Linked DNA regions of Homo sapiens: all the other regions are linked to region 1. A link is an interaction called in ENCODE POLR2A ChIA-PET data of the cell type or tissue named here. Cell type or tissue: OCI-LY7. All regions are shown on one strand. Each heading gives the region's core, and the rest is flanking DNA. Links, peaks and the distances in the headings are about the cores only.

What was found. ChIA-PET counts read pairs that join two places held together with the same protein. Peaks named below come from ENCODE experiments on the same cell type or tissue, not always from the same donor. Only the 100,000 strongest peaks of a DNase experiment are listed, where the experiment ranks them.
Region 2: POLR2A ChIA-PET joins it to region 1 with 8 read pairs; 10 of 35 experiments call an interaction of 5 or more read pairs at or near these places.
Region 3: POLR2A ChIA-PET joins it to region 1 with 6 read pairs; 8 of 35 experiments call an interaction of 5 or more read pairs at or near these places.

Annotation. Positions count from the first base shown.
Region 1 is chr7:75,657,179-75,668,547 of GRCh38, reverse strand. All of the region lies in intron 1 of HIP1 (huntingtin interacting protein 1), which reads left to right. Among named protein-coding and RNA genes, the nearest start is that of HIP1, 76 kb to the left of the region's middle. In OCI-LY7, for the core only: no CTCF peak of the experiment used is centred there; a DNase peak (open chromatin) is centred at 5,557; H3K4me3 peaks cover 2,218 bases; H3K27ac peaks cover 3,035 bases.
Region 2 is chr7:75,726,028-75,736,386 of GRCh38, reverse strand. All of the region lies in intron 1 of HIP1 (huntingtin interacting protein 1), which reads left to right. Among named protein-coding and RNA genes, the nearest start is that of HIP1, 7.7 kb to the left of the region's middle. RefSeq lists an enhancer at 6,139-6,640. In OCI-LY7, for the core only: no CTCF peak of the experiment used is centred there; DNase peaks (open chromatin) are centred at 2,886 and 4,746; H3K4me3 peaks cover 641 bases; H3K27ac peaks cover 4,131 bases.
Region 3 is chr7:75,746,131-75,754,744 of GRCh38, reverse strand. No RefSeq gene overlaps it. Among named protein-coding and RNA genes, the nearest start is that of HIP1, 11 kb to the right of the region's middle. In OCI-LY7, for the core only: no CTCF peak of the experiment used is centred there; no DNase peak of the experiment used is centred there.

The DNA.
Region 1 (11,369 bases), core at 3,351-8,350:
TTCGAGACCAGCCTGGCCAACATGGTGAAACCCTGTCTCTACTAACAATACAAAAATTAGCCCGGTGTGCTGGCGGCCACCTGTAAACCCAGCTACTCGGGAGGCTGAAGCAGGAGAATCACTTGAACCTGGGAGGCAGAGGTTGCAGTGAGCTGAGATGGCACCATTGCACTCCAGCCTGGGCGACAAGAGTGAAACTCTGTCTCAAAAACAAAACAATACAAAACAAAAGTTGGGAAGTCCTGAGTGCAGGAATCCTATAGAGAGGCTGTTCTCAACAGGAGGAGGGACACTCCCCGACCCTCGCCACTGAGGCAAGAGGGAATATGAGTTCAGGGGAAGGCATTTTGGAAAACTGATCTGACTTTTGGTTTGGTGCCAAAAAGGGTTTATGAGCCATTATGGGCACAGGCTTGAAAGCTTCAAATAGCTGCGAGTTAGCAAAGGTCATGGCCTTGGCTTCTAGGAAAATCGTGGAGCCCTGGAACAGGAAATCCAGGGATGGTGTCACCTTGAAGTGTACCTGACAATAATTTTTGAGTTGAAATACAGGGGCTTGAGATATTCATCATAATTACATGGCTCAGTAATACAAACCATCTCCTGATTTGGAATTTGCAGATGTCTGTTTTATAAAATCAAAGTCACTGATTAATCTAGAATTGGCATTGCGTCTTACAATCACAGTAGCATTTTGAATTGGGCATATGCCAATGCATTAATAAATAAGTAAAAGGTAGAATTAATAGCATCAAACTGCCGGGTGCAGTGGCTCATGCCTGTAATCCCAGCACTTTGTGAGGCCGAGGTGGGAGGATTCCTTGAGGCCAGGAGTTTGAGACCAATCTGGGCAACATAGTGAGACCTTGTCTCTACACACTCACAAAATTTTTAATTAGCCAGGCGTGATGGCACACGCGTGTAGCCTCAGCTACTTGGGAGGCTGAGATGGGAGGATCACCTGAGCCCAGGAGCTCAAGACTGCAGTGAGCTATGATTGAACCAGTGCCCTCCAGCCTGGGTGACAGAGGGAGACCCTGCCTCCATTTTCAATAAATGAATAAATAATATTAAACTAACACAGTTTGGTTTATAGAATTTTTTCATTTGAAATATCTGTCTTGGTCTCTACAACAACAGCCTTGTGAAACAAGTTTTGCTATTTTCATGCCTATATTTATATAAGGAAATGGAGGCTTAGTGAGTTAACACTTTTCTAAGAAGCCTGAATCCAGGTCTTCTAAATCTCATGTTCTTTCCATTATCACTCCATGAATCAAGTAAAGTACTTTTTATTTATTCAAATTCTCAGGGTATGTTGCCAGGGTACCTTTTCCCAGAAAGTCTATTTTTATAGAATGTCTTTGATTCTTGCCCATCCCAGTGGCTATTTTAAATAACATTTTTTTCCTGTTAATTATGTTAATGTTAATTTTAGAAAGTCTAGAAAAACAGTTTTAAAAATCACCACTCATAACCACTCTTAACATTTGAGCATATTTCTTTCCAGTGTCTGCCTATACATACACCACCTATAAATATATATACACATATATACATATATATATTTATAACCCTTTTCGTAAAACTGTGCTCATACTATATAAATGGTTTCGTGTCCTGCTTTTTTGCTTAGTATGATTTTGTGAAATGGAGCGTCGCATAACGGTGAAGGTTAATTAGGCCCTGGAGCCAGAACAAAACGCTCTGGTAGGTGTGTGTGCCCTTGTAAATTATTTAACCTTTTAGCACCTTAGTTTCTTTCCTCTGGTCCCAGGTGATCTGCGTTCTTGGGGTCGGGAACTGTTCCGTGTCTGAAACACATCCGTACTTTCTCCCATTGGACAAGCAGCGTCCTTGCCTTCCATCCTTCTCGCATCTCCCTTGCCCTGTGACTTCAGTAACACCCGCTCTATCTAACCTTGGGTCCACCATGCCCAGTTTCCTGAATGCTGCTGTAGAAGACCACGCAGTGGAGAATATCGGTGTCGCTATTGACCCACAGCCTTCTTGTCCTTTGTCTTTCTTTGTAATTTTCTTTTATTGATTGTATCTATTTTTTAAATATATAATGCATGGGCCTGGCACGGTGGCTCACGCCTGTAATCCCAGCACTTTGGGAGGCCGAGGTGGGTGGATCATCTGAGGTCAGTAGTTTGAGACCAGCCTGGCCAACATGGCGAAACCCTGTCTCTACTGAATGTACAAAAATTAGCCGGGCATGGTGATGATGCACCTGTAATCCCAGCTACTTGGGAGGCTGAGGCAGGAGAATCGCTTGAACCCAGGAGGAAGAGGTTGCAATGAGCCGAGATCACGCCACTGCACTCCGGCCTGGGCAACAGAGGGAGACTCCATCTCAAAAAAAAATAAAATTAATTAATTAATTAATTAATAAAGCATGATTAAAAAAAAATCTACCATACAAGAGGGTGACCAGTTCATCCCACATCCCCCAGCCTCTGGTCCTTCTCTGCAGAGGCAGCCACCTCTGTGCAACTGCAAGCATATCGTCTGTGTGGGTCTGCAGTGGTATTTCGCTGAGTAACATAGATCTTGGATATTGTTTCAGTCCATACATACAGGCCTGCCCAGTTGTTTTGTTTTGTTGGTTTTTTTCACATTGCCATATAAAAGGAAGGCTTCCTAAAGCATACCACAAACCTACAAGCTATAATGGAAAAGTTGATAAATTTGACTATGGAAAGGCCAGGAGCAGTGGCTCATGCCTGTAATCCCAGCACTTTGGGAGGCCGAAGCAGGCGGATCACTTGAGTCCAGGAGTTCGAGACCAGCCTGGCCAACATAGCAAAACCCCGTCTCTACTGAAAATACAAAAATTAGCCAGGCATGGTGATGGCATGCCTGCAATCCCAGCTACTGGGGAGGCTGAGGCAGGAGAATCACTTGAATCCAGGAGGTGGAGGTTGCAGTAAGCTGAGATCACACCACTGCACTCCAGCCTGAGCGACAGAGCGAGACTGTCTCAAAAAAAAAAAAATGACTACGGAAAAATGAGAAGCTTTAGTATGAGAAAAGATACCATTAGCAAAGCCACAAGACAGGATGGCCTCCACATCCCACTGGACCTTCAACACTGCTCAGTGGCCCTTTTGTGCCCCACGTGGTTCTCTCCACAGATACTACCTCAAACCTTCCTGCCCCTCCAAGCTACAACTCCATCCCTCCTAATTTCACACAGAAAATCAAATTTATCAGATGGAAATGCCCTCTGCTTCCTGCAGCCAGACCTTTATTTTGTTTTAATTGTTCTTATTTTTTTATAGAGATAGGGTCTTGCTCTGTCACCCAGGCTGGAGTGCAGTGGCTTGATCATAGCTCACTGTAGCCTCCAACTCCTGGCCTCAAACAATCCTCCTCCCTCAACCCCCTGACTAGCTGGGACTATATGTGTGCACCTCCATGCCTTTCTAATTTTTAAATTTTTTTTGTAGAAACAGGGTCTCACTATATTCACTATATTTCCCAGGCTGGTTTCGAACACCTTGGCCTCCCAAAGAGCTAGGATTACAGGTGCGAACCACCAAACCCAGCCAACCAGACATCTCAGTGTATTTGAGCCCAAATTAGTCTCTTCTTTCCCTCTGTTGAAATGGAAAGTATCTGGACTGGGCATGATGGCTCACGCCCGTAATCCCAGCACTTTGGGAGGCCAAGGCAGGCAGATCACTTGAGGCCAGGAGTTCAAGACCAGCCTGGCCAATATGGTGAAATCCCAACCCTACTAAAAATACAAAAATTAGTCGGACGTGGTGGTGCATGCTTGTAATCCCAGCTACTCAGGAAGCTGAGGCATGAGAATTGCTTGAACCTGGGAGGCAGAGGTTGCAGTGAGCCGAGATTGTACTACTGCACTCCAGCCTGGGCAATGGAGCAATGGAGCAAGACTTTGTCTGTCCGTCTGCCTGTCTCTCTCTCTCTCTCTCTCTCCCTATACATATATATATGTATGTATACGTATACATACACATACATATATATGTATGTGTATATATGTATGTATACGTATACATACACATACATATATATGTATGTGTATATATGTGTGTATACGTATACACACACACATATGTATGTGTATATATGTATGTATATGTATACACACACATATGTATGTGTATATATGTATGTATACGTATACATACACATATGTATGTGTATATATGTATGTATACGTATACATACACACATATATATGCATGTGTATGTATACATATACATACATATATACATACATATATGTGTGTATATATGTATGTATACATATATGTGTGTATATAGTATGTGTATGTATACACACACAATATATGTATATATACATATGTATATGTGTGTATATATGTATGTACATATATGTATGTAAATATACACACATACATGTATGTATGTACACACATGTGTGTGCATATATGCATACATGTATGTATGCACATATGTGTGTATATGTGTGTGTATATACACATATATGTGTATATACACATATATGTGTATATATATACACATATATGTGTATATATATACACATATATGTGTATATATATACACATATATGTGTATATATATATACACATATATGTGTATATATATATATACACACATACATAAAATAATGGAAGGTAGCTGTTCCCCTGCTAGAGGCTGACACCTCCCTGTGTTCTGATCCCCTGTAATCTTGCCTTAGCAGGACCGTTGCTCTACTGATTAGCTGAGTCAGAAAACTAGAAGTCAAATTATCACTCACTACTCCACTCCCCTCCCACTCCCTTCCATTCCCGTCTCCTGCTGGGTTTTACCTCCTAAATACTCCCTGGCGGCTCTGTTCTCTCATCTCTTTCCTATTTTCACTGCTCATGGTCAGGACTCATCTAGTACACCCAGAACTGGCAGTACCCTCTTCACTGATCCCAGTCTCCACCCTGGCCATCCTCAGAGCTGTCCCTGCACAGAGGTCAGTGATGCATCAAAAACTCAGATCTGCTCCTGTCCCCTGGCAAACACCCTGAATTGACCATCTGCCTCCTACATCAGTCCGCCTCGCCTGCTGTAGGGGTAGGAGCAGTGCCGCCAGGATGACACACTCTGTCACCCAGGCTGGAGTGCAGTGGTGCAATCATAGCTCACTGCAGCCTTGACTGCCTAGGTTCCAGCGATCCTCCCACCTCAGCCTCCTGAGTAGCTGGGACTATAGGTGTACGCCACCCCTCCTGGTCTGGACATTATATTTGTTTAAATGATCTGTCTTTGAGTTTTCCTTCCCACTTACACTACAGACATCTGGAGAGCAAAGACGCTGTCCGGGATCTTCCTACTGGCCTGGCACACACCTGGTGCACAGCTGATTCAAAACAGAACTTGCCAAACCACCCACTGAATGTTTTCTTGGTCGTTGTACCAGAACAGATGATCATAAAGACAGTTTATGAAACGTAATTAGGATAAGTGTAAATTCTTGTAGTTACATCTGAAACTCACAGGCATGCAAATATCAGATGGGCAACTGTGGCTTGCAGCAGTTCATGTAGAAAAAAGGTGGGGATTTTCATTGAGGAAGCCTCAGCATGGGTCGCCGGTGTGGTGACGCTGCAGGAAGCAGCTCGGATCTTAGCCACCTGTGCTGGTGTCCTCTGAGAACTTGCTCTGTCCCTGTCCCCATTCTCTTTCATATCTTCAATAATTATTCCTCCTCTCAGCTTAAAAACAGGCCCTCGTGTCCTCTAACCTTTAAAAACCTCTTTCCAGGCCAGGCACCGTGGCTCACTCCAGGAGGCTGAGGAGGATGGATCATTTGAGGTCAGGAGTTCGAGACAAGACTGACCAACATGGTGAAATCCCGTCTCTACTAAAAATACAGAAATTAGCCAGGCATGGTAGTGTGTGCCTGTAATCCCAGCTTCTAGGGAAGTTGAGGCAGGAGAGTCACTTGAACCTGGGAGAGGGAGGTTGCAGTGAGCTGAGATCACGCAACTGCACTCCAGCCTGGGCGACAGAGCGAGACGCTGTCTCAAAAATAAATTAGTTAATAAAATAAAATAAATAAAAGCCTCTTTCCAGCCAGGCATGGTGGCTCACACTTGTAGTCTGAGCACTGGGGGAGTCCCAGGTAGGAGGATTGCTTGAGACCAGGAGTTTGAGACCAGCTAGGACAACATAGCAAGACCTCATCTTTACCAAATAAAATAGCTGGGCGTGGTGGTGCAGGTCTGTACTCCCAGCTACTCGGGAGGCTGGGGTGGGAGGGTTACTGGAGCCCAGGAGTTCCAGGCTGCCATGTGCTGTGATCGCACCACTGTGGTCCATCCTGGGTGACAGAACAAGAACCTGTCTCAAACAAACAAACAAACAAACAAAAATAGTGGAGACCCTCCAGTGTGAGCCTCCTCATCATCTCTGATTTCATCCCCCATGACATCGCCAGCTACGCCCCCTCCTTCCCCTCCTCCCTCCCCTCCACCTTCACCCCTTGTGGCTCACTCACGCACCCACTCTCCAGTCCACCCCTCCTCAGAGACCCTGTCCACTCATCCATCTCTCTCCCATTGCGCTTCCTCTTCACTCCGTTCCTTCTGCCTCCCACCATATGCAAATCTTCTCCATCCTTAAAAGCCTGATTGCCTCCTCTGGATTTTTCCACACTCTTGGGGAACTTCCTGTGACTCCCTGCCCTTCACCACCAGCCTTTCCCAAAGAGAAATCCCTCTCACCACCTCCCACTGCCCATCCTCCCCCAGTGGCTCCAAGGCACACATTTGGACTTAGGCCTGCGTTACTCTGCTGTAGCTGCCCCCAAGATGACATCAGGACCTAACAGCACTTGTAGCACCTTTTGCTCCCCATTCCCTGCTTCGCATCCTTGGGGATCTCGGCAGGACTGGACCCACTCCCCCTTCTTTCAGGGCCCCTCACTGCCCTTATCTTCTACTTGTTGTCCCTCCCTTTTTTTTTTTTTTTTTTTTTGAGATGGAGTCTCGCTCTGTTGCCCAGGCTGGAGTGCAGCGGCATGATCTCGGCTCACTGCAACCTCCGCCTCCTGGGTTCAAGTGATTCTCCTGCCTCAGCCTCCTCAGTAGCTGGGATTACAGGTGTGCGCCACCACGCCCGGCTAATTTTTGTATTTTTAGTAGAGACGGGGTTTCACCATGTTGGCCAGGCTGGTCTCAAGCTCCTGACCTCAGGTGATCCGACTGCCTTGGCTTCCCGAAGTACTGGGATTACAGACCTGAGCCATTGTACCTGGCCTTTTTTTTTTTTTTTAACAGGGTCTCATTTTGTCACCTAGGCTGGAGTGCAGTGATGCAAAGATGGCTCACTGCAGCCTTGACCTCCCAGGCTCAAGTGATCCTCCCTTCTCAACCTCCTGAGTAGCTGGGACTATAGGAGGGCATCCCCACACCACCTAATTTTTGCATTTTTGGTAGAGACGGGATTTTGCCATGTTGCCCGGGCTAGTCTTGAACTCCTGGGCTCAAGTGATCCTCCCGCCTCGGCCTTCCAAAGTGTTAGCATTACAGGCGTGAGCCACCACGCCGGCTACTTGGTGTCTCTTGATTTTTTTTGCTGCCTGCAGTGACTGCTCTTCCCACCCTAAATGCAGGCCTTCCCCGATGCTATGTCTTTGGTCCTCTTCCCTCTTTATGCTTTCCCCATTATCTATAATAATAAACAAAGAGATGGAGAGAGGGTGCTGAGGGCTTTGAGGATGAAGGGGGTTCTTTGTTGCTTTGGCGGTATTGTTGGTTTTTTGTCATTGTTTGCTTTTTTCTTTTTTTGTAATGGCAAGAGGGATTCCTCAGGGCACGATGGAAAGAGCTGGAAGGAGGCCAACAAACCACGTGCCTTTACTATTTTCATATGCCCCAAACATTATTCGTCTTGATAGTATTTTGCTGATCCTGTCTACCGGTTGCATTCCCTCCCTGCTCTTAACCTCTGTAGCATTCTGGTAATGCTTCTCTTACCAATCAAGTAATCATGCTGCCTTTTTTGTGTGTGTTTTCGTTTTTGAGACAGAGTCTCAATCTGTTGCCCAGGCTGGAGTGCAGTGGTGCAATCTCGGTTCACTGCAACCTCTGCCTCGTGGGTTCAAGCAATTCTCCTGCCTCAGCCTCCCAAGTAGCTGGGACCACTGGTGCACACCACCATGCCCAGCTAATTTTTGTATTGTTAGTAGAAACGGGCTTTTGCCATGTTGGCCAGGCTGGTCTCAAACTCCTGACCTCAAGTGATCCACCCACCTCAGCCTCCCAAAGTGCTGGGATTACAGGCATGAACCACTGCTCCAGGCCCATGCTGCCATTTTTTTTTTTTTTTTTTACCACGTATCGTATCTTAAATACTTCGGCAGTAGACTTAGGCTGTCTTGACACCAGAACCTGAGTTTTTTTGTGTGTTTTGTTTTGTTTTTTGAGACGGAGTCTTGCTCTGTTGCCAGGCTGGAGTACAATGGCACTATCTCGGCTCAGTGCAACCTCCGCTTCTCCGGTTCACGCGATTCTTCCGCCTCAGCCTCCCGAGTAGCTGGGACTACAGGTGCGCACCACCATGCCCAGCTAATTTTTGTATTTTTAGTAGAGACCGGGTTTCACCATGTTGGCCAGGATGGTCTCGATCTCTTGACCTCGTGATCCACCCACCTCGGCCTCTCAAAGTGCTGGGATTACAGGTGTGAGCCACCACCCCCAGGCCAGAACCTGAGTTATTTTACATCCCTTGGAGCACTTAAAAGTGCTCGCATATGGTGGGTACCCAATAAAATGCTTTCTTAGCAGCATCTGCTAAGAGGAAGACCGTGAGTTTTTGAGGCAAGTAACCCCAGGTCTGATCCTGTTTCTAGTCTTGTTCTTGCCTACCTTTCTTTTTTTCTGTCTTTTTTTTTCTCTTTGAAATGGAGTCTCGCTCTGTCACCCAGGCTGGAGTCCAGTGGCGCAATCTTGGCTCTCTGCAACCTCTGCCTCCCAGGCTCAAGCGATTCTCCTGCCTCAGCCTCCCGAGTAGCTGGGATTACAGGCGTGCGCCACCATACCTGGCTAATTTTTGTATTTTTTGTAGAGACGGGGTTTTGCCAGGTTGGCCAGGCTGATCTCGATCAAGTGATCTACACACCTTGGCCTCCCGAAGTGCTGGGATTACAGGTGTAAGCCACCATGGCCGGCCCTGCTTATGTTTCTAATAACAGTAGTTGCCACAAAGCATTGTGAATATTAAAGATAAGGATGCATGTCTGGCAATGGGCATTCCCTCCCCTTACTGAGCTGGGAAGGAGCTAGAAGAAGGGGAGTCTTATAGGCACCAGCGTGGGGGATGCTAGGACACCTAGTGAGCCCAAGGCCAAACATTTTTGCAGGCTTCAGGATTTGGGGGAAAGCCATTTGCAAGATTGCTCTGGTTTGCCATAAAGCTTTCAACCCTGGGACTGGCCAGAAGTAGGACGAGACAAAATGACCCAAAGCAGTGTGTGAGGACACGTCAATGTCACTTGATGTGTTTCCACCTGGTGAATGACTGGCGAGTCATTGGAATTTCACTGTACTTGGTAGGCCCTGGCCCTTTTCACATTCACATAGTCCTGCCTTAGTTTGCTTTCTTCCTGTTTTTTCTTTGTTTGTTTGTTTTTGTGTGTATGTGTGTGGTTTTTTTGAGATGGCGTCTCACTCTGTCACCCACACTGGAATGCAGTGGCACAATCATAGCTCACTGCAGCCTCCCCAGGCTCAGATGATCCTCCCACCTCAGCCTCCTGAATAGCTAGGATTACAGGTGATTTTTTTTTTAATCTTTTCTAGAGACAGGGTTTTGCCGCGTTGCCAGGCTGGTCTGGAACTCCTAGGCTCAAGTGATCCTGCTACCTCGGCCTCCCAAAGTGTTGGGATTACAGGCATGAGCCACGGCGCCTGGCCTCCTGCTGTTTTAACAGCCTTTTTCCTGCCTCTTTTTCTCCCTTGGCCGCCACTGCACACATGCCAATACCCAAACCCAGCGACCTCTGTGCCTCCTTTCCTGCCCGCAAAATTCAGCTGCTGGGAGGACATTCCAATCCTTTTCTCAATTCTGGCAGCTCTTCAGATGACCTCCACAAACTAGTCCTGAAGCTGGGCAGATTTGTTCTCCACCCTCCAGAATTCCTTCAAAAAATGAAGAAGAGGCCGGATACAGTGGCTCACGCCTGTAATCCCAACACTTTGGGAGGCCAAGGTTGGGGGGTATCACCTGAGGTCAGGAATTTGAGACCAGCCTGGCCAACATGGTGAAACCCCATCTCTACTAAAAATACAAAAACTAGCTGGGTGTGATGGCAGATGCGTGTAATCCCAGCTACTGGGGAGGCAGGAGAATCGCTTGAAGTCGGGAGGTGAAGGCTGCAGTGAGACGAGATCACAACACTGCACTCCAGCCTGGGCGACAGAGCAAGATTCTGTCTAAAAAAAATATGAGGAAGAGATTGGTAAGCCAGCAAGTAAATCCTTTTGGAGTGTCCCAGGGTGTAGAGTTTGTTTTTGAAATTTTTGAAATTTTTCTCTGTTGGTATTTTTAGATCAACCACATTCTTTTTAACTACTGCATAGTATTTCTTAGTACAAAAGCATCCTAATTTTATTTTTCTTCATTTAAATGTGTATGTGCGTGTGTGTGTGTGTATTTAAATTCTAGATTCAGGGGGTACATGTGCAGGTTTGTCGCATGGATATATTGTGTGATGCTAAGGTTTGGGCTTCAAATGATCCCATCGCCCATATAATACCCAATATTAATAGGTAGTTTTTCAGCCTTTCTCCCCCTCCTTCCCTCCTGCCTTTTGGAGTCCCCAGGGTCTATTCTTCCCAGCATTATGTCTGTGCACTGAGTGTTTAGCACCCGCTTATGAGTGAGAATGTGCAATATTTGGTTTTCTGTTTCTTTTCTGTTTAATGCACTTAGGAAAATAACCTCCAGCTGCATCCATGTGGCTGCAAAGGACATGATATTGTTCTTTTTTTTAAATTTAATTGCTTTTTTTTTTTTTTTTTGAGACAAAGTCTCTTGTCCCTCAGGCTGGAGTGCAATGGCGGGATCTCGGCTCACTGCAATCTCCACCTCCCGGGTTCAAGCGATTCTCCTGCCTCAGCCTCCCGAGTAGCTGGGATTACAGGTGCCTGCCACCATGCCTGGCTAATTTTTGTATTTTTAGTAGAGACAGGGTTTCACATGTTGGCCAGGCTGGTCTCGAACTCCTGACCTCAGGTGATCTGCCCGCCTCGGCCTCCCAAAGTGCTGGGATTACAGGCGTGAGCCACCATGCCCAGCTGATATTGTTCTTTTTATGGCTACGTAGTATTCTATGGTGTATATGTACTGCATTTTCTTTCTCCAGTCTA
Region 2 (10,359 bases), core at 2,307-7,306, 69 kb before region 1:
TTTTAACAACCCGTTCCTTCTAGAGTCTCAAATAAGTAAAAACTAGAGCAATAGAGAAATATGCGTAAGACTTTGACCCATAATAGTGATAGAAATTAGGTTTGTGAAAGTTTCCACCCGTGAGTGGTATGTTTCCCTGCTATCCAGGGACGGCCCAACAGGAGAGTCTAGGTCAGTGTTTTCTGGTGTTTTACATTCTGTGGGACATTTGTGATTGGCCAGATTTGACCTGGGTGGGGTGGGTGGGGGTGAAGTAGAGTGGAGCAGAAAAAGAGAATTTTTCTGATGTTGAAACTCTTATTTTTAACTTTTTTTTTTTTTAAGACGGAGGTCTCACTGTGTTTTCCCAGGCTGGTCTTGAACTAGCCTCAAGCGATCTTCCCACCTCAGCCTCCCAAAGTGCTGGGATTTCAGGTGTGAGCCACTGCACCCAGCCTCTGGTGTTGAAACTCTTTAGGGGTGTAGGAGAGTAAAGAAAAAGAACCAGCCTGGACAACATAGTAAGACCCCATCTCTACAAAAAATAAAATTAGCTGGTTGTGGTATCACGTGCCTGTTGTCCCAGTAACTTTGGAGGTTGAGGTGGGAGGATTGCTTGAGCCCGGGAGGCAGAGGTTGCAGTGAGCAAAGATTGTGCCACTGCATTCCGGCCTGGGCAACAGAGTGAGACCCCATCTCAAATAAAAAAAAAAGAAAAAGAAAAAGAAAAGAAAAGAAAAGAGAACAGCCCTAAACCCAACGTTAGTCAATCTGCAAAAAAATTATTTTGTTTAATGACTACCTATCAAATGTATTATGAGGTTGCAGAGCTTGGTAAGCAAAGGGAAAAAAGGGGAAGAATGTATTATGAGATATAAAAAATGAATTAGAAAAAATTTAATGAGTTAGGAGACCATGAGAATCAGCCAAGGTATAATAATAACTAACTAATTATTGTGTTTGGCAGTATTCTAAGGACATCATTGTATTACCTTTTTAAATCTTGACAAGAACGGATGAGGTGGGTATCAGCCACATTTTACTCTCAGGACGATTGAGGCACAGAGAGGTTAAGTAACTCACCAGAAGTCACACAGCTGGAAACGGTCTCAACCTTTACCCACTGCCTCAGGCAGCCTCTGAGTACTGAGCAGATGCTGGCATTGGAGTTAGAAGGCATTTGAGGCTTACAGCTGGGCATGTACATGGGCCTTGTGGTCTCTGGGAAGTTGTCTAACCTTTCTAAGCCTCGGTTTCCTTATTGTCAAATAAACATAATACTTACCTGGCTGATTTATTGTGGGGATTCAATTAAGCCCAATATGCCTGAAGGCATTTTGTAAACTGTGGAGCACTAGTTCAGTGATTATTGTTATAATCTGACTGGGGAGACGAACCCGAGACAGCAGAAGTGTGAGCAATCAAGCAGGCTGTGATTAACTCTTCCTTAGAGGGATAGATGTGGTACTAGGTAATGGGATAATTACCAAGAGCACGTGGATAAAGCACAGGCTTTGGGGTTGGGAGCCCTCCCCGAGGACTGAAGCACATCTTGTAGCATGAGTTAGTGCTTGCTGGGTGGAGGAGGGGATGGGGCATTCCAGTGACAGAAGAACATAAATAAAGAGACATCTAGACTAGGCAGATAAACTTCCCAGCGGGTGCAGTGGAGACTCATTGGCTGGGGTAGACAGAGAGGCAAAATTGGCCACTCCCTCCTCTGAACTATAGCAGGGCTGGTGACCTCTCCTAGTTCCTGTGACCTTGTGCTGGCATCATTTCTCTCTGTGGCCCCCATTGAACACTGAGCTTATTGAGGGCAGGTCTGTGTCTTGCTCTTGCCTGCATCCTGAAGCTCATGGTTAGTGGTGAATGGGGTCAGCAAGGGAACCCTGGGCCTAGGTGGGTAGTTCAGCCCTGGGCCACAGGATATATTAATAATTACTTTATTTATTTTTATGTAAGAGATGGTCTCGCTCTATTGTCCAGTCTGGAGTGCAGTGGCACCATCATAGCTCAGTTTTGCCTGGGACTCCTGGGCTCAAGTGATCCTCCTGCCTTAGCCTCCTGAGTGCTGGGACTACAGGAGCATGCCACCATGCTTAGCTGATCTTTAAAATTTATTTATTTATTTATTTATTTATTTATTTATTTATTTATTTGAGACAGAGTCTCACTCTGTTGCTCAGGCTGGAGTGCAGTGGCGCCATCTCGGTTCACTACAACCTTCGCCTCCTGGGTTCAAGTGATTCTCCTGCCTCGGCCTCTCGAGTAGCTGGGATTACAGGCGAGCGCCACCACGCCCGGCTAATTTTTTGTATTTTTAGTAGAGACAGGGTCTCACTTGTTGACCAGGCTGGCCTCGAACTCCTGACCTCAGGTGAGCCGCCTGCCTCAGCCTCCCAAAGTGCTGGGATTACAGGTATAAGCCATCGTTCCTGGCCTAGAATTTTTTTTGTAGAGATGGGGTCTTGCTGTGTTGCCCAGGCTGGTCTTGAACTCCTGGGCTCAAGCAGTCCTCCCGCCTTGGCTTCCCAAAGTGTTGGGATTACAGGTGTGAGCCGCCGTGCCCGGCCTATAATTACTTGTTTTCTTATAATGCTCCAGGGTCGCTGTTGGTCTAGCCTTGCCTCCCGCATACCCAGTCTAGAGCCTGGCCACATGCCCATCAAAAGACTCTCACTGCTCTGCCTGCCTTCTTCTGTCCTGGCGTCTATACCCTCAGACCAGCCTTGCATACCTACTCCTGCCAGCCTCCTCCAGGAAGCCTTGCCTCCTCAACTCTCCTGCACCATCCTCACATTTCACCTGGCCACTGTCACTGCCAGAGGAGGCACCACTGACCTGCCTCATGGCCCAGCCACTGCACCCATCTCCAACCAGACCCTTGGTGTGTTCCCCACCCAATCCATCACAAGCCACTTTCAAGCTTTAGGGAAGTGAAAAGTACTGCCTGCCCTCAAAAAAAAAAAAAAAAGAAAAAGAAAAGAAAGGAAAAGAAAAGAAAACCCAGCCGTAATAAGGAGACCTTATCAGGAGTACTTTACAGTTTATAAAGCATGTTTCTAGCCATCATTGGGACCACACGGTGGTCAGTCATTATCATTTTCATTTTATGGATGAGGACATCGTGACTCAAAGAGCTTGGTAACGTGCCCAGGGTCATCCCACGGGTGAGTGGAAGGGCCAGGATTCAAAACCAGGACTCCAGGTTCCAAGTGTCAGGCCCGTTCGACCACACTGTCCTCCCACCAGCCAAGAGGGCAATTCTGGAATCAGCCAGGAGGGCTGTCAATCACAGGACAAATAAAATAGTCTGTTTTTACTTAGCTGGAAAATGGTTTTCTCCATGGTTTGTTTATTTCTTCAACATCCGTTTAGTGAGCACATACCGTGGAGGAGACACAGAGATGAGTAAGATAAAGAGACCGGCTCTGGGGGGCTCGTGAGTCAGCAGGGAGGCAGACTGGCCACTGCGGGGCTCCTGGACAAGCCTTGGGGCTCTGATGTGGTCAGGCCCCGAAACACCAGCATCACCAGGGCCATTAGGATGTTGGGCACCACCCAGAACTACTGAATCAGGACTTGTCGTGTTCACCACAGCCCTGGGTACTCTGTGTACGCTGATGTTTGAGCAACAGTGCTCTGTAGTAGGTGAGTTCTGGGATTAGAGGAAAAGACACAGAGTGGGGAACAAACCTTTAGAGAGTCAAAATCTCTTTGGGTGAGCCGGGCGCAGTGGCTCATGTTTATCATCCCAGCATTTTGGGAGGCTGAGGCGGGAGGATGGCTTGAGCCCAGGAGTTCGAGACCAGCCTGGGCAACATAGCGAGACCCTGTCTCTACAAAAAAATCAAATCAAATCAAATAATTAGCTGGGCATGGTGGTGCTGCCTGTAGTCCCAGCTACTCGGCAGGCAGAGACAGGACGATTGTTTAAGCCCAGGAAGTTGAGGCGGCAGTGAGCCGTGATCACACCACTGCACTCCAGACTGGGTGACAGAGCCAGACCCTGTAAAAGGAAAAACAACACAAAAAAAGCCAGAAACAAACAAAAAAAGTCGGTGGATAGCGCATACGTCAGAGCAAAGGATCTTAATGCATCCTGCGTTGAGAAGAGCCTTAGATCCTAGAGAGAAAGAGATAGAAACAAATATTTATTGAGGGCCTGCTGGGTACCAGGAACATGCTGGGTGATTTATATCTATGATTTCATTTTAATAGCTCAGGCTCAGAGAGGCTAAGTGACTTGTCCAAGGTCACACAGCGAGTGAACCGAGAAGCCAGGACTTCACAACCAAATGGCAAAGTCCTTTTTTTCATGTTTACGTTGCGGGTACTTCTGCCCTCTTGCTCATGATCTTAAGCAGATGCTCAGCCTTAGTTCAGCAGCTAAAAAATTTTAGGGCTGGGCTAGAAGGATCTGCGGTTCTCAACCCTGGCTGGAGAGCTCTTTGAAAAAATAAAATACTGTTTCTCTGGGCCCCCTGCATAAGGATTCTGTCTCATTGGTATGGGGTGATCATTGACATTTTGTAAAGTCCCAGGTGGTTCTCATGTGCAATCAAGATGGTGACCGTGGGTCCTGATGGGTTCCCACACCCCTGGCACCCCACGGACTTTGGGTGGCTCAGTTGGTTCTGGTTATACTCAGAAAACCAAGATGGCCCTAAGCCTGCTTCCTGCAGGTAAGAAGCATCTGTGTCAGGTTTGTTCTTTAGGAATGCAAATGCTCAGAGCCAGGCTGTGTAGCACCCTGAGCCTTGAACCTGGCGCCCCACCCCTTCTGCTTCTGGAGCAGGTGCACAAAGAAGTCACCCCTTGCCTGAAGTCTGAGCAGGTGCCTTCTTGCAAGGAGAGCTGCTCGTGAACCCCATTTTTCCATTTACTTGACAATCAGAGCTGGCGTTTTTTTTTTTTTTTTTTTTTGAGTTGGAGTCTCTGTCACCCAGGCTGGAGTGCAATGGCGCCATCTCGGCTCACTACAATATGTGACTCCTGGGTTCAAGTGGTTCTCTCACCTCAGCTTCAGGAGTAGCTGGGATTATAGGCGTGCGCCACCATGCCCAGCTAATTTTTGTATTTTTAGTAGAGACGGGGTTTCATCATGTTGGCCAGGCTGGTCTCTAACTCCTGACCTCAAGTGATCCGCCCACCTTGGCCTCCCAAAGTGCTGGGATTACAGGCGGGAGCAACTGCGCCTGGCCCAGAACTGGCTTCTTAAACTTCTGTACCCTTCTATCTCCCCAACCTTGCTCCTTTAGTGGGTATTGAAAACTTAAGAAGGAAGTTAAGAGCTTTCTTTTGGTCCCTGGTTTTGTACTGTCCTGAGTTTCTTCCCAGTGATGGTAATGGTAATCGTCAACATTTACTGACCAGGCATGGTGGCTCATGCCTGTAATCCTGGCACTTTGGGAGGCTGAGGCGGGCGGATCACTTGAGGCCAGGAGTTCGAGACCATCCTGGCCAACACGGTGAAACCCATTCTCTACTAAAAATATAAAAATTAGCTGGGCGTGGTGGTGCATGCCTGTAATCCCAGCTACTCGGGAGGCTGAAGCAGGAGGATCGCTTGAACCCGGAAAGTGGGGAGGTTGCATTGAGCCGAGATCACACCACTGCACTCCAGCCTGGGCAACAGAGAAAGACCTTGTCTCAAAAAAAAAAAAAAAATTACTGCCCACATACTGTGTGCAAATGGTAAAGGCCTTACATGAGCCACCCTTTTCGATCCTTGCAACACATGTATGAATTATAATTCCTATTTTAGGCTGGACACGGTGGCTCACACTTGTAATCCCAGCACTTTGGGAGGCCGAGGCGGGTGGATCACCTGAGGTCAGGTGTTCAAGACCAGCCTGACCAACATGGAGAAACCCTGTCTCTGGTAAAAATACAAAATTAGCTGGGCGTGGTGGCGTGCGCCTGTAATCCCAGCTACTTGGGAGGCTGAGGCACGAGAATCACTTGAACTCGGGAGGCAGAGGTTGCAGTGAGCTGAGATCGCGCCATTGCACTCCAGCCTGGGCAACAAGAGCGAAACTCCGTCTCAAAAAAAAAAAAAAATCCTATTTTACAGAGGAGGAAATTGAGGCTTTCAGGGGTTGATAGCTATGCTCTCTGTTTGTCCTTCTGTCACTGCCTGGCACCCTCTGCTCTCTTCCTCCTTATGCTTGGGGTCCCCAAGGCGTTGTCCTCACCCCACTTCTCTTTTACCTCCTGTCCACTTCCTTTGCCCTCACCTCTGTCTGATGGTTTCTGTTCTCACTTCTGTGGCACTGACTCCCCACATCTCCCTCCTGACTTCCCAGCCTGAGTGACCACTTCCCACTGGACAACTGTACCCCCTCGGGCGGCCCCATGGCAGGACAATGGTCCCCACCTTCTCTCTGGTGTCAGTTCTGAGCCCTCCCTCCTTCCTGCCCTCACAGCCGCATTCTGTTGAGTGCCTCTGTGAGACTTGTCTCACCCATTCATCCTGTGAATCTTGCATTTCCTGCTCTTATTACATCTTGCCTGGATTTTTGTCATCTCATCCTGCCTGCCCTCTAAATCACCTGTTCTGGACAGTGTCCCTCAAATCCAACACTGTGATTTTTGTTTGTTTGTTTGTTTTGTTTTGAGACAGAGTATCGTTCTTGTCAACCAGACTGGAGTGCAGTAGCGCGATCTCGGCTCACTGCAACCTCTGCCTCCTGGGTTCAAGCTATTCTCCTGCCTCAGCCTCCTGAGTAGCTGGGATTACAGGCGCCTGCCACCATGCCCAGCTCATTTTTGTACTTTTAGAAGAGACTAGGTTTTGCCATGTTAGCCAGGCTGGTCTCGAACTCCTGACCTCAGGTGATCTGCCCACCTCAGCCTCCCAAAGTACTGGGAATACAGGCGTGAGCCATTGCGCCCGGCCGCTTTTTTGTTTTTTAAGAGATAGAGTCTTGCTGTGTTGCCCAGGCTGGAATGCAGTGATGCGATCATAGCTCACTGCAGCCTCGAATTCCTGGGCTCAAGTGATTCTCCCACCTCAGCCTCCTGAGCAGCTGGGACTACAGGTATGTGCTGCCACACCCAGCTAATTAATTTTTTTTTTTTTTTTTTTTTTTTTTTTGCAGAGACAAGATCTCACTACGTTGCCCAGGCTTGTCTCAAACTCCTGGCCTGAAGCGATCCTCTCGCCTCAGCCTCCCAAATTGTTGGGATTATTGAGTCACTGCACCTGGCCCAACAATGCTTCTTCTTTTTTTTTTTTTCCTGTTCTAGTTTCTTATTTTTATTCACTTGTTAGAATTTTGGTTTTTTTTTTTCTTCTGTTTCCTCTACACTTTTTTTCCTCAACTTTTAAGTTCAGATGGTACATGCGCAGGCTTGTTACATGGGTAAACTGCATGTCACTGAGTTTTGGGGTATGAATGATCCTGTCACCTAGGTAGTGAGCATAGTACCCCATAGGTAGTTTTTCACCCCACTTCCCCCCACCATACTCCCCCTTCACTGACAACTACTTTTATAACTGCCCTTTTTCAAAAACTTTTGCTGCCTTCTCTGAGACCCTGCCTGATATGGCACCATCAGGGTCCCTCGTCCCTGGTCCCTGGTCCCTGTCCTTTTTTTTTTTTTTTTTTTTTTGAGACAGAGTCTCGCTGTGTCTCCCAGGCTGGAGTGCAGAGACCCCATCTCTGAAAAAGAAGATTAAAAAAAATAAAAATAAAGGGTTGGTGCTGCACGTTAAGAAGGATGGGGCGTGTCCCTATGGCCCAGGAGATCAGATTCCCTGCCCCACTTGGGCACTGAAAGGGTTCCCCCTCTGGCACTTCTGCAAGGCACTGATGAAGACTGTTTTCTGCTCCCCATTCATTGGCCCACTTATTCCACTGCCTCAAGGCGAGGTGTGGCGGAGACCTGGGTGTGGCAGCGGGCACAGCCTTGTGCAGTGGGCTGGCAGCCAGCTCTCCTCCTGCATCAAGGAGGGTTGATGACCTGGAGAGATGCCCACCTGGGAAAGAGAACTTGTCAGCCCCACCTCCCGGCAGGGTGGTGGCTGTTTCCTGTTTTCCTGCCTGGGCAGCCAGGGAGGAGCTCTGTTCCCAGTGTGTGGGCAGGACTTGTGAGGGGAGAGGGACCGTGATTTAAGGTGTCTGCTGGCTCAGAGGAAGAGAGAATGGCATCTTTTCTTGGATCAGAAAGGTTGCTGCTGCTGCCTCTGCTAATACTGCCACAAGACAGCTCAGGAAGCCAGTGTGGCCTATGGCTTGTGTTTAACACAAGTAACACTATCGTTTAAAGGCATGTTGACACATTACTCCTTTGAAGCCACAGAGCAAGCATGCAGTAGATGGTTGTGGTCAGTTTTCAAATACAGACACTGAGGCTCAGAGAGATTAAAAGACTTGTTTGAGAGCACTCAGGAAGTGGCAGAACTGAGGTTTGAACCTGGCTTGTCTGGCCCCAAATTTTATACTTTCTTTCTGTATCTCCCTTTAAAGCGGAAGCCGGGTCAGTGGCTTAGATATGTGTGACTTAGAAAAGGTACAGACATTTATTTTGCTAAGTTTTTTTTTTTTTTTTTTTGAGATGGAGTCTCGCTTTGTCACCTAGGCTGGAATCCAGTGGTGTAATCTCAGCTCACTGCAACCTCCTGCTCCTGGATTCAAGCAATTCTCCTGTCTCAGCCTCCTGAATAGCTGGGACTACAGGCACATGCCACCATGCCCGGATAATTTTTCTATTTTTAGTAGAGACGGGGTTTCACCATGTTGCCCAGGCTAGTCTCGAACTCCTGACCTCAGGTGATCCACCCGCCTGGGCTTCCCAAAGTGCTGGTATTATAGGCGTGAGCCACTGCGCCCAGCCTTATTTTTCTAAGTCTTTTCTGGTTGACTTATTTGGACACTGAAAATTCCTCCCAGAAGAAAATATTTGCAACACACATAATTATCAAAGGGCCTATATCCAGAATATGTAAAAAATTTAAGAGAAACAAACAAAAAACTTTAAAAAAAAAAAAAGAAAGAAAGAAAAGGCCAGGCACTGTGGCCCATGCCTGTAATCCTAGCACTTTGGGAGGCTGAGGTGGGCGGATCCCTTGAGCCCAGAAGTTCGAGACCAGCCTAAGCAACATGGTGAAAACCCGCCTGTACAAAAAATACAAAAACTTAGGTGTACATCTATAGTCCCAGCTACTCGGCCTAGGAGACTGATGCCAGGGACCTGGGGAGGTCAAGGCTGCAGTGAGCCATGATCACACCACTACACTCCAGCCTGGGTGACACAGTGAGACCTGTGTCTCAAAAACAAACAAAAAGACAAACTTAATTTAAAAAAAAATAAGCAGGAGATACTTAATGAAAGGGGATAAACAAATGGCCAATAAACTTATGAAATGGTGTGCAGCTTCATTAGCAATCAGGAAAATGCAAATTAACATTTAATAAGGTACTGGCCAGGCACAATGGCTCACACCTGTAATCTCAGCACTTTGGGAGGCTGAGTTGGGCAGATCACCCGAAGTCAGGAGTTCGAGACCAGCCTGGCCAACATGGTGAAACCCCATCTCTACTAAAAATATGAAAATTAGGCAGGCATGGTGGGGCGTGCCTGTAATCCCAGCTATTTGGGAGGCGGAGGTTGCAGTGAACCGAGATGGAGATCGTACACTGCACTCCAGCCTGGTGGACAGAGCGAGACTCTGTCTACCAAAAAAAAAAAAAAAAGAAAAACATTTAATGAGATACCTCTACATGCCCATCAGGATGGCTGAAATTAAAAATATTAAAAAAAGAAAACTTGACAGTGCCAAGCATTGGCAAGGACGTGGGGTGATAAAAATGCCCGGCCAGGCATGGTGGCTCATGCCTGTAATCCCAGCACTTTTTGGAGGCCAAGGTGAGCGGATCGCGAGGTCAAGAGTTCGAGATCAGCCTGGCTAACAAGGTGAAACCTTGTCTCTATTAAGAATACAAAAAATTAGCCAGGTGTGGTGGCATGTGCCTGTAGTCCCAGCTACTCTGGAATCTGAGGCAGGAGAATCGCTTGAACCCGGGAGGCAGAGGTTACAGTGAGCCAAGACCGAACCATTGCACTCCAGTCTGGGAGACAGAGCGAGACTCCGTCTCAAAGAAAAAAAAAAAAATGCCCAGGCACTGCAGGTGGGACTGTAAACTGGGGCAACCACATTGGATAATGTCTAGTGTTATGCTAAAACTAAAGACAGGCATCCTCAGTAATTTAGCCATACCACTGCTAGTTATATATCCAACAGAAATGCAAGCACAGCTGGGCGCGGTGGCTCACGCCTGCAATCCTAGCAGTTTGTGATAACAAGGCAGGCAGATCATTTGAGGTCAGGAGTTCCAGACCAGCCTGGTCAACATGGTAAAACCGCGTCTC
Region 3 (8,614 bases), core at 3,133-8,132, 86 kb before region 1:
GGTTCACTGCAACCTCCGCCTCCTGGATTCAAGCGATTCTCCCTGCCTCAGCCTCCCTCCCGAGTAGCTGGGATTACAGGCATGCACCACCACGTCCAGCTAATTTTTGTATTTTTAGTAGAGACAGCGTTTCACCATGTTGGGGTGGCTGGTCTCAAACTCCCAACCTCAGGTGATCCGCCTGCCTCAGCCTCCCAATGTGCTGGGATTACAGGCGTGAGCTACCGCACCTGGCATTTTTTTTCCCCGTTTTTTAGAGAGAGGGACTTGCTTTGTCACCCAGGCTGGAGTGCAGTGGCACAATTACAGTTCACACAACCCAGGAGGTGGAGGTTGCAGTAAGCTGAGATTGTGCCACTGTACTCCAGCCTGGGTGACAGTGCAAGACTCCGTCTCTAAAAAAAAAAAAAAAAAAATTAGCCAGGCGTGGTGACATGTACCTATAGTCCTTCCTACTTGGGAGGCTGAAGCAGGAGGATCGATTTGACTCTAGGAGATTGAGTCTGCAGCGAGCTATGATCATGCCATTGCACTCCAGCCTGGGTGACAGAGCGAGACTGTAAAAAAAGAAAAAAAAAAAGGCTGAGCGCGGTGGCTCACGCCTGTAATCCCAGCACTTTGGGAGGCCAAGGCGGGCAGATCACAAGGTCAGGAGAGTGAAACCATCCTGGCCAACATGGTGAAATCCCGTCTCTACTAAAAATACAAAAATTAGCTGGGGGTGTTGGCGCGTGCCTGTAATCCCAGCTACTCGGGAGGCTGAGGCAGGAGAATCGTTTGAACCTGAGAGTTGGAGGTTGCAGTGAGCCGAGATCGTGCCACTGCACTCCAGCCTGGCGACAGACTGAGACTCCATCTCAAAAAAAAAAAAAAAGGAAAAGGTAGGGTGGTGGCAATGAGATGAGTGATTGCCTACTTGTGCCCAGTGAGTCTACATTTTACATAAGATAAGGTGTGCATTTGAAGGTAAAGGGAATAGAGAAGGCAGGTGTCTTGGGGAGAGGTGCAGAAGGGATGAATCTCATCTTGTCTTTGTTCCGTATCTGTGAGGAAGAGCTAGTAAGGGACATTATTGGTAATAATGAAAAACTGAAAGGGCTGGTTTCCGTTTAGCCCCTAGGGAAGAAAGTCTAATGGTAGTTAGTGAGGGAGTGGGGATAATGAGCTGTGTCTGATCTCTCTTCCTGTCACGGCCTGTGAACTCAGCCTCCAAGCTTTCTCTGGGGTTTCCTGGGCCAACAGGGGTTGAGTTTGTTGAGGACTTAGAATTTTATTTTTAGGTCGGGCACTGTGGCTCATGTCTGTAATCCCAGCACTTTGGGAGGCCGAGGTGGGAGGAGGGCTTGAGCCCAGGATTTCAAGACCCCGTCTCTATTTTAAAATAATGATAATAATAATAATAAAGATTTCCCAGGGCTGCTCTGGAAAGTGAGAGTCAGACAAAAGAGGGGAGGTAGGGGAAAGGAAAGGAGAGGAAAGGACGGGAAGTGAAAGAGGCTGGTTTTGTTTGTTGTTATTAGCCTTAGAGAACTATTTGGAATTTTTAAACAAATTTTTGCTCACGCCTGTAATCCCAGCACTTTGGGAGGCCGAGGCGGGCGGATCACCTGAGGTCAGGAGTTCAAGACCAGCCTGGACAACATGGCAAAATCCCATCTTTACTAAAAATACAAAGATTAGGCCGGGCGCGATGGCTCACGCCTGTAATCCCAGGACTTTGGGAGGCCAAGGAGGGCGGATCATGAGGTCAGGAGATCGAGACCATCCTGGCTAACATGGTGAAACCCCGTCTCTACTAAAAATACAAAAATTAGCTGGGCATGGTGGCGGGCACCTGTAGTGCCAGCTATTTGGGAGGCTGAGGCAGGAGAATGGCGTGAACCCAGGAGGCGGAGGTTGCAGTGAGCCAAGATCATGCCACTGCACTCCAGCCTGGGCTACAGAGCAAGACTCCGTCCCCCCACCCTAAAGAAAATACAAAGATTAGCCGGGTGTGGCAGCACATGCCTGTAATCCGAGCTACTCAGGAGGCTGAGGCAGGAGAATCGCTTGAACTCAGGAGGTGGAGGTTGCAGTGAGCCAAGATCGCACCACTGCACTCCAGCCTGGGTGACAGAGCAAGACTGCCTCAAAAAAAAAAAAACCTTTTTTTTTTTTTTAGAGGTAGAGTCTGACTCTGTCGCCCAGGCTGGAGCACAATGGCACAATCATAGCTCACTGCAGCCTCAAATTTCTGCCCTTAAGTGATCCTCCCAACTCAGTCTCCCCAGTAGCTGAGACTACAGGCATGCACCACCATGTCCAGCTAATTTTTTCTTTTATTCTTTGTAGAGATGGGGTCTTGCTATGTTGCCTAGGCGGGTCTCAAACTCCTGGCCTCAAGCAATCCTCCTGCATTGGCCTCCCAAAGTGCTGGGATTACTGATGCAAGCCACAGTGCCTGGCCAGAGACTGCTTTTACTGGTTGTTATTAGCCTTAGATAACTATTTGTTTTAAAAAGATTATTTTGAGATAGCATCCAGCTCTGTTGCCCAAGTTGGAGTGCAGCAGTGTGATCATAGCTCACTGCAGCCTCGGCTTCCCAGACTCAAGTGATCCCCCCACCTCAGCCTTTAGAGTAGCTGGGACTACAGGCATGTGCCAACACACTCTACTAATTTAAAAAAAATTTTCGACTAGGCATGTTGGCTCACACCTGTAATCCCAGCACTTTGGGAGGCCGAGGCAGGTGGATCATTTGAGATCAGGAGTTCGAGACCAGCCTGACCAACATGGTGAAACCCCATCTCTACTAAAATACAAAAAAAGTTAGCTGGGCGTGGTGGTGCATCCCTGTATTCCCAGCTACTCGGGAAGCTGAGGCAGGAGAATCACTTGAACCCGGGAGGCGAAGGTTGCAGTGAGCCGAGATTGCACCATTGCACTTCAGCCTGGATGACAAGAGTGAAACTCCATCTCAAAAAAAAAAATTTGTAGCCACCAGCATCAGCTAATTTTTTTTATGTTTTGTAGACACAGTGATCTCACTATGTTGCCCAGTCTGGTCTCAAACTCCTGGCCTCAAGTGATCCTCCTGTCTCAGCTTCCCAAAGTTCTTTCTTTTTTCTTTTCTTTGAGACGGAGTCTCACTCTGTCGCCAGGCAATCCCAGTTCACTGCAACCTCTACCTCCTGGGTTCAAGTGATTCTCCTGCATCAGCCTCCTGAGTAGCTGGGATTACAAGTGTGAGCCACCACGCCTGGCTAATTTTTGTATTTTCAGTAGAGACGGGGTTTCGCCACGTTGGCCTAGCTGGTCTCGAACTCCTCACCTCAAGAGATCCACCTGCCTCGGCCTCCCAAAGTACTGGGATTACAGGTGTGAGCCACTTCGCCCAGCCTGTAAAGTATATGAAGTATACTAATCTTAAGTGTATAGCCTGAAGAAGCATTACATAGTTATATACCCATGTTACTATCACAGAAGATATGCAACATTGTAGTTCCTTAGAAGATAACTTCATGCCACTTTCCACTCAGTCATGCTTACTGCTTGAGTTCCAGTTTATATCCTGGGAGACATATGATATCCCAGAGATATCCACTTTTTTTTTTCCTATTTTGACTTATATCCCTATCAGTTAGTGTTTATTTGTTTTTAAGATGGAGTCTTGCTCTTGTCGCCCAGGATGGAGTGCAGTGGTGCAATCTCAGCTCACGCAACCTCTGCCTCCCAGATTCAAGCAATTCTCCTGCCTCAGCCTCCCAAGTAGCTGGGATTACAGGTGCCCGCCACCACGCCCAGCTAATTTTTGTATTTTTGGTAGAGACGGGGTTGCGCCATGTTGGCCAGGCTGACCTCAGGTGATCCACCCACCTCAGCCTCCCAAAGTGCTGAGATTACAGGCGTGAGCCACCACACCCAGCCCCCCTTCTCTCTTCTAATCGAGGCCCACTGCTTCATCTGTCATCTCTATGAGGGTGACACTAAGCTGACAGCTCTGACAACCCTTTGGATGGTCCCACTGCCTGATGGCCATCTCTGTGTGGCATTTGAAACTCAGCTTGTCCACAAATGATCTTGTATCTTTCCCTCAAAGGATGCCTCATCTTGGGCCATGGCATTATTTTGCTAGTGTAGGATGAGATCAACTTGTCCTGCGGACACTTGATCCCATCCATCACCTGGGCCAATTCCGAGCTGTCTCCCTACTCCTGGCTTGTGGGCTGCCTGTCTGGCTGGGCTTCCCATTTTGGCTCAGTTCCTGCCTCCCTGGCTCCTGACTTGGTGCAGCTCCTGGCTCCAGTTTCAGATTCTGCCCCAGCTCCTGGTTCAACCCATAGAGGAATGGGGTGCCAGGCTGGTCCGAAGGTAGCTGAGTTACCTCTTATCTCAGTTGATTGTTCATAGTCAGTTACAGATCAAACTCCTTTTTTTTTTTTTTTTTGAGACAGAGTCTTGCTCTGTCACCCAGGCTGGAGTGCAGTGGTGCAGTTTTGGCTCACTGCAACCTCTGCCTCATGAGTTCAAGCAATTCTCCCTGCTTCAGCCTCCCAAGTAGCTGGGATTAACGGCGACCACCGCCATGCCTGGCTAATTTTTGTATTTTTAGCAGAGACAGGGTTTCATCATGTTGGCCAGGCTGGTCTCAGAACTCCTGATTTCAGGTGATCCACCCAACTCGGTATCCCAAAGCACTGGAATTACAGGCATGAGCCACTGCACCCAGCTTTTTTTTTTTTTTTTTTAGACAGAGTCTTACTTCACTCTGTCACCCAGGCTGGAGTGCAGTGGCATGATCTCCACTCACTGTAACCTCCACCTCCTGGGTTCAAGCGATTCTCCTGCCTCAGCCTCCCGAGTAGCTGGGATACAGGGGTGCACCACCACACCCGGCTAATTTTTGTATTTTTAGTAGATACCTGGTTTCATCATGTTGGCCAGACTGGTCTCAAACTCCTGACCTCAAGTGATCCACCTGCCTCCGCCTCCCAAAGTGCTGGGATTATAGGCATAAGCCATTGCGCCTGGCCTTGTTCTACTGTTTAATGCCTTCTCACTACTCCACTTGACTAGTCTAAAAAATAAAAAAATAGGGCCAGGCGCGTTGGCTCATCCCTGTAATCCCAGCACTTTGGAGGCCTAGGCGGGAGGATTGCTTGAGCCCAGGAATTCGAGACCAGTTGGGGTAACATAGCAAAACCTTGTAGCTACATAAAAAAGAAAAAATTACCCGGGGGGATTGTGCATGCCTATGGTCCCAGCTACCCAGGAGGCTGGGGTGGGAGGATCACCTGAGCCCAGGAGGTTGAGGCTGCAGTGAGCTGTGGTCTTGCCACTGCACTCCAGCCAGAGTGACAGAATGAAACACAGTCTCAAAATAAACATACATAAAAATTAAAATAAAAAATAAAAAAATAAAGGTATGGGGCACCCAAGACCACTCCTGGCAGGTCTCTGCTGCCCCGTTACTGAGCACCACCCTTGTCTCCAATCTACCCTGACTCTTTCTATACACACCTGCATGTGCAGACAGACACACACAATTAATACTTTGAGTACTGACATGAACATTTCAAGATCTGGCAAAGACTTGCCGGGCACAGTGGCTTATACCTGTAATCACAGCACTTTGGGAGGTTGAGGAGGGAGGATTGCTTGAGCCCAGGAGTTTGAGAGCAGCCTAGGCAACATGGTGAAACCCTGTCTCTATTTTTTTTTTTTTTAAAGGATCTGGCAAAGACTTTAGATAATACAGCTTTCAGTCTTGGAGTTCCTGATATACACTAGCTAGTAATAAGCTGAGAGTACTTTTCTTTTAGGCACGGGGTCTTGCTATGTTGCCCAAGCTGGCCTTGAACTCCTGGGCTCGAGTGATCCTCCCGCCTCAGCCTCCCAAGTAGTTGAGACTACAGATGTGGGCCATCACGCTCAGCTGTTTCTTTGGGTGTGTTTTTGTTGTTTCTGTGTTTGTTAACTATTTTATCTTTATGTTTTCTGCCTTTATTTTTAAAGTATATATAAAGACAATAACCTCTGTATATAAACCCTCCTTCCATCTTATAACCAAAACTAGCATCTGGGATTATATCCTTCCATGCCTTGTGTGTGTGTGTGTGTGTGTGTGTGTGTGTGTGTGTGTATTCTTTCACATACAAAAGGATATATACAGCTATATGGGATTTTTCTTTTGCTTGTTTTTATCAAAGTAGAATCATTCTATTCACTCTACTCTGCAACTTCCTGCTTTTTCACTTGACAATTTTCAAATTTCATGGACATCCCTACAAGTCAGTATTTTTAGATCTAACGTTATCTTTTTTTTTTTTTTTTTGAGACGGAGTCTCGCTCTGTCGCCCAGGCTGGAGTGCGGTGGTGCGATCTCCACTCACTGCAAGCTCTGCCTCCCGGGTTCACGCCATTCTCCTGTCTCAGCCTTCCCAGTAGCAGGGACTACAGGCGCCTGCCGCCACGGCCGGCTAATTTTTTTGTATTTTTAGTAGAGACGGGGTTTCACCATGTTAGCCAGGATGGTCTCGATCTCCTGACCTTGTGATACGCCCACCTCGGCCTTCCAAAGTCCTGGGATTACAGGTGTGAGCCACCGCGCCCGGCCACTTTATCCTTTTTTCACATTCATACATGCAAATACAGACAGATATCTTTTTTTTTTTTTTTTGAGACAGGGTCTCACTCTGCCACCCAGGCTGGAGTGCGCTGGCACTGTCTCAGCTCACTGCAACCTCTGCCTCCCAGGTTCAAGCAATTCTCGTGCCTCAGTCTTCCAAGTAGCTGGGATTACAGGTGCACGCCACCTGTATTTTTTGGTAGAGATGGGTTTCACTACGTTGGCCAGGCTGGTCTCAAACTCCTGACCTCAGGTGATCCATCCACCTCAGCCTCCCAAAGTGCTAGGATTACAGGTATGAGCCACCGTGTCTGGCCTTGAGAAATATACTTTTGAATAAATGAGATGCTCTTCTTGTTTAATCCCCCAAACATCTGGAGAAACATGGCATTCTCATCATTCTATTTTAGCACTTACTTTTTTTTTTTGAAACAGAGTCTGGCTCTGTCGCCAGGGCTGGAGTGCACTGGCACGATCTTGGCTCACTGCAACCTCCGCCTCCCGTGTTCAAGCAATTCTCTTGCCTCAGCCTCCCAAGTAGCTGGGATTACAGATGTGCGCCACCACGCCCAGCTAATTTTTGTATTTTTAGTAGAGACAGGGTTTCATCATGTTGGCGAGGCTGGTCTTGAACTCCTGACCTCAGGTGATCTGCCTGACTCAGCCTCCCAAAGTGCTGGGATTACAGGTGTGAGCCACTGCACCTGGCCTTTCTGGCACTTACTTTCTTGTGTAGGATGTGCTTTTTGTTTGTTTTTTATTTATCTTATTTTTATTCTTATTTATTTATTTTTAGACTGTGTCTTGCTCTGTCTCCCAGGCTGGAGTGCAATGGCACAATATCGGCTCACTGCAACCTCTGCCTCCCAGGTTCAAGTGATTCTCCTGCCTCAGCCTCCCAAGTAGCTGGGACTACAGGTGTATGCCACCACGCCTGGCTAATTTTTGTATTTTTAGTAGAGAGGGGTTTCACCATGTTGGCCAGGCTGATCTTGAACACCTGACCTCAAGTGATCTGCCCACCTCGGCCTCCCAAAGTGCTGGGATTACAGGCTTGAGCCACTGTGCCTGGCCTGTTTGTTTTTTTAGACAGGGTCTTGCTCTGTCACCCAGGCTGGAGTGCAGTGGGACAATCATAGCTCACTGCAGCCTTGAACTCCTGGGCTTAAGCAATCCTCTTGTCTTAGCTTTCCAAGTAGCTGGGACTACAGGTACCTGCCACCACACCCAGCTATATTTTTGCTTTTTGTAGAGATAGGGTCTCACCATATTGCCCGGGATGGCCTCGAACTCCTGGGCTCAAGTGAGGATGTGCTTTCTAAAAAACACATGTATCCATGACCAAACAGTAAATGTATAATCTTTTTAGTATTGTGCCTCCTCCAGAGTAAGAGCCCAAGGAATGTTTGCTGAATGAATGAAAGCTTGCATTATTACTCTTCCTAATTTACTTTTGGGTAAGTGGCTCAAAGCATTCAGCAACTTGTCCAAGAACCCACAACTGAAATACTCACTTATTAGTTCCAGAAGAAGACAAACAGTCCAATTTAAAAATGGGCAAAAAAGTTTAAGAAGAAACAGCACTGGCTGGGCACGGTGGTTCATGCCTGTAATCCCAGCACTTTGGGAGCCTGAGGCGGGCGGATCACGAGGTCAGGAGTTCGAGACCAGCCTGGCCAGCATGGCGAAACCCCGTCTCTACTAAAAATACAAAAATTAGCCAAGCATGATGATACATGCCTGTAATCCCAGCTACTCAGGAGGCTGAGGCAGGAGAATCGCTTGAACCTGGGAGGCGGAGGTTGCAGTGAGCCGAGATCGTGCCACTGCACTCCAACCTGGGTGCAACAGGGCGAGACTCCAGCACATTTGCACAGCCTAAAATTATCTCCCTGTCAAAGGTAAAGCAACTCCATCTTGGATGCTAACCCGCTATGTTGACTTCTGATTAATCCCTGTTCTAGGAATGCCGGTAAGATGTCCACTTTATCTACAGTTACCATAAA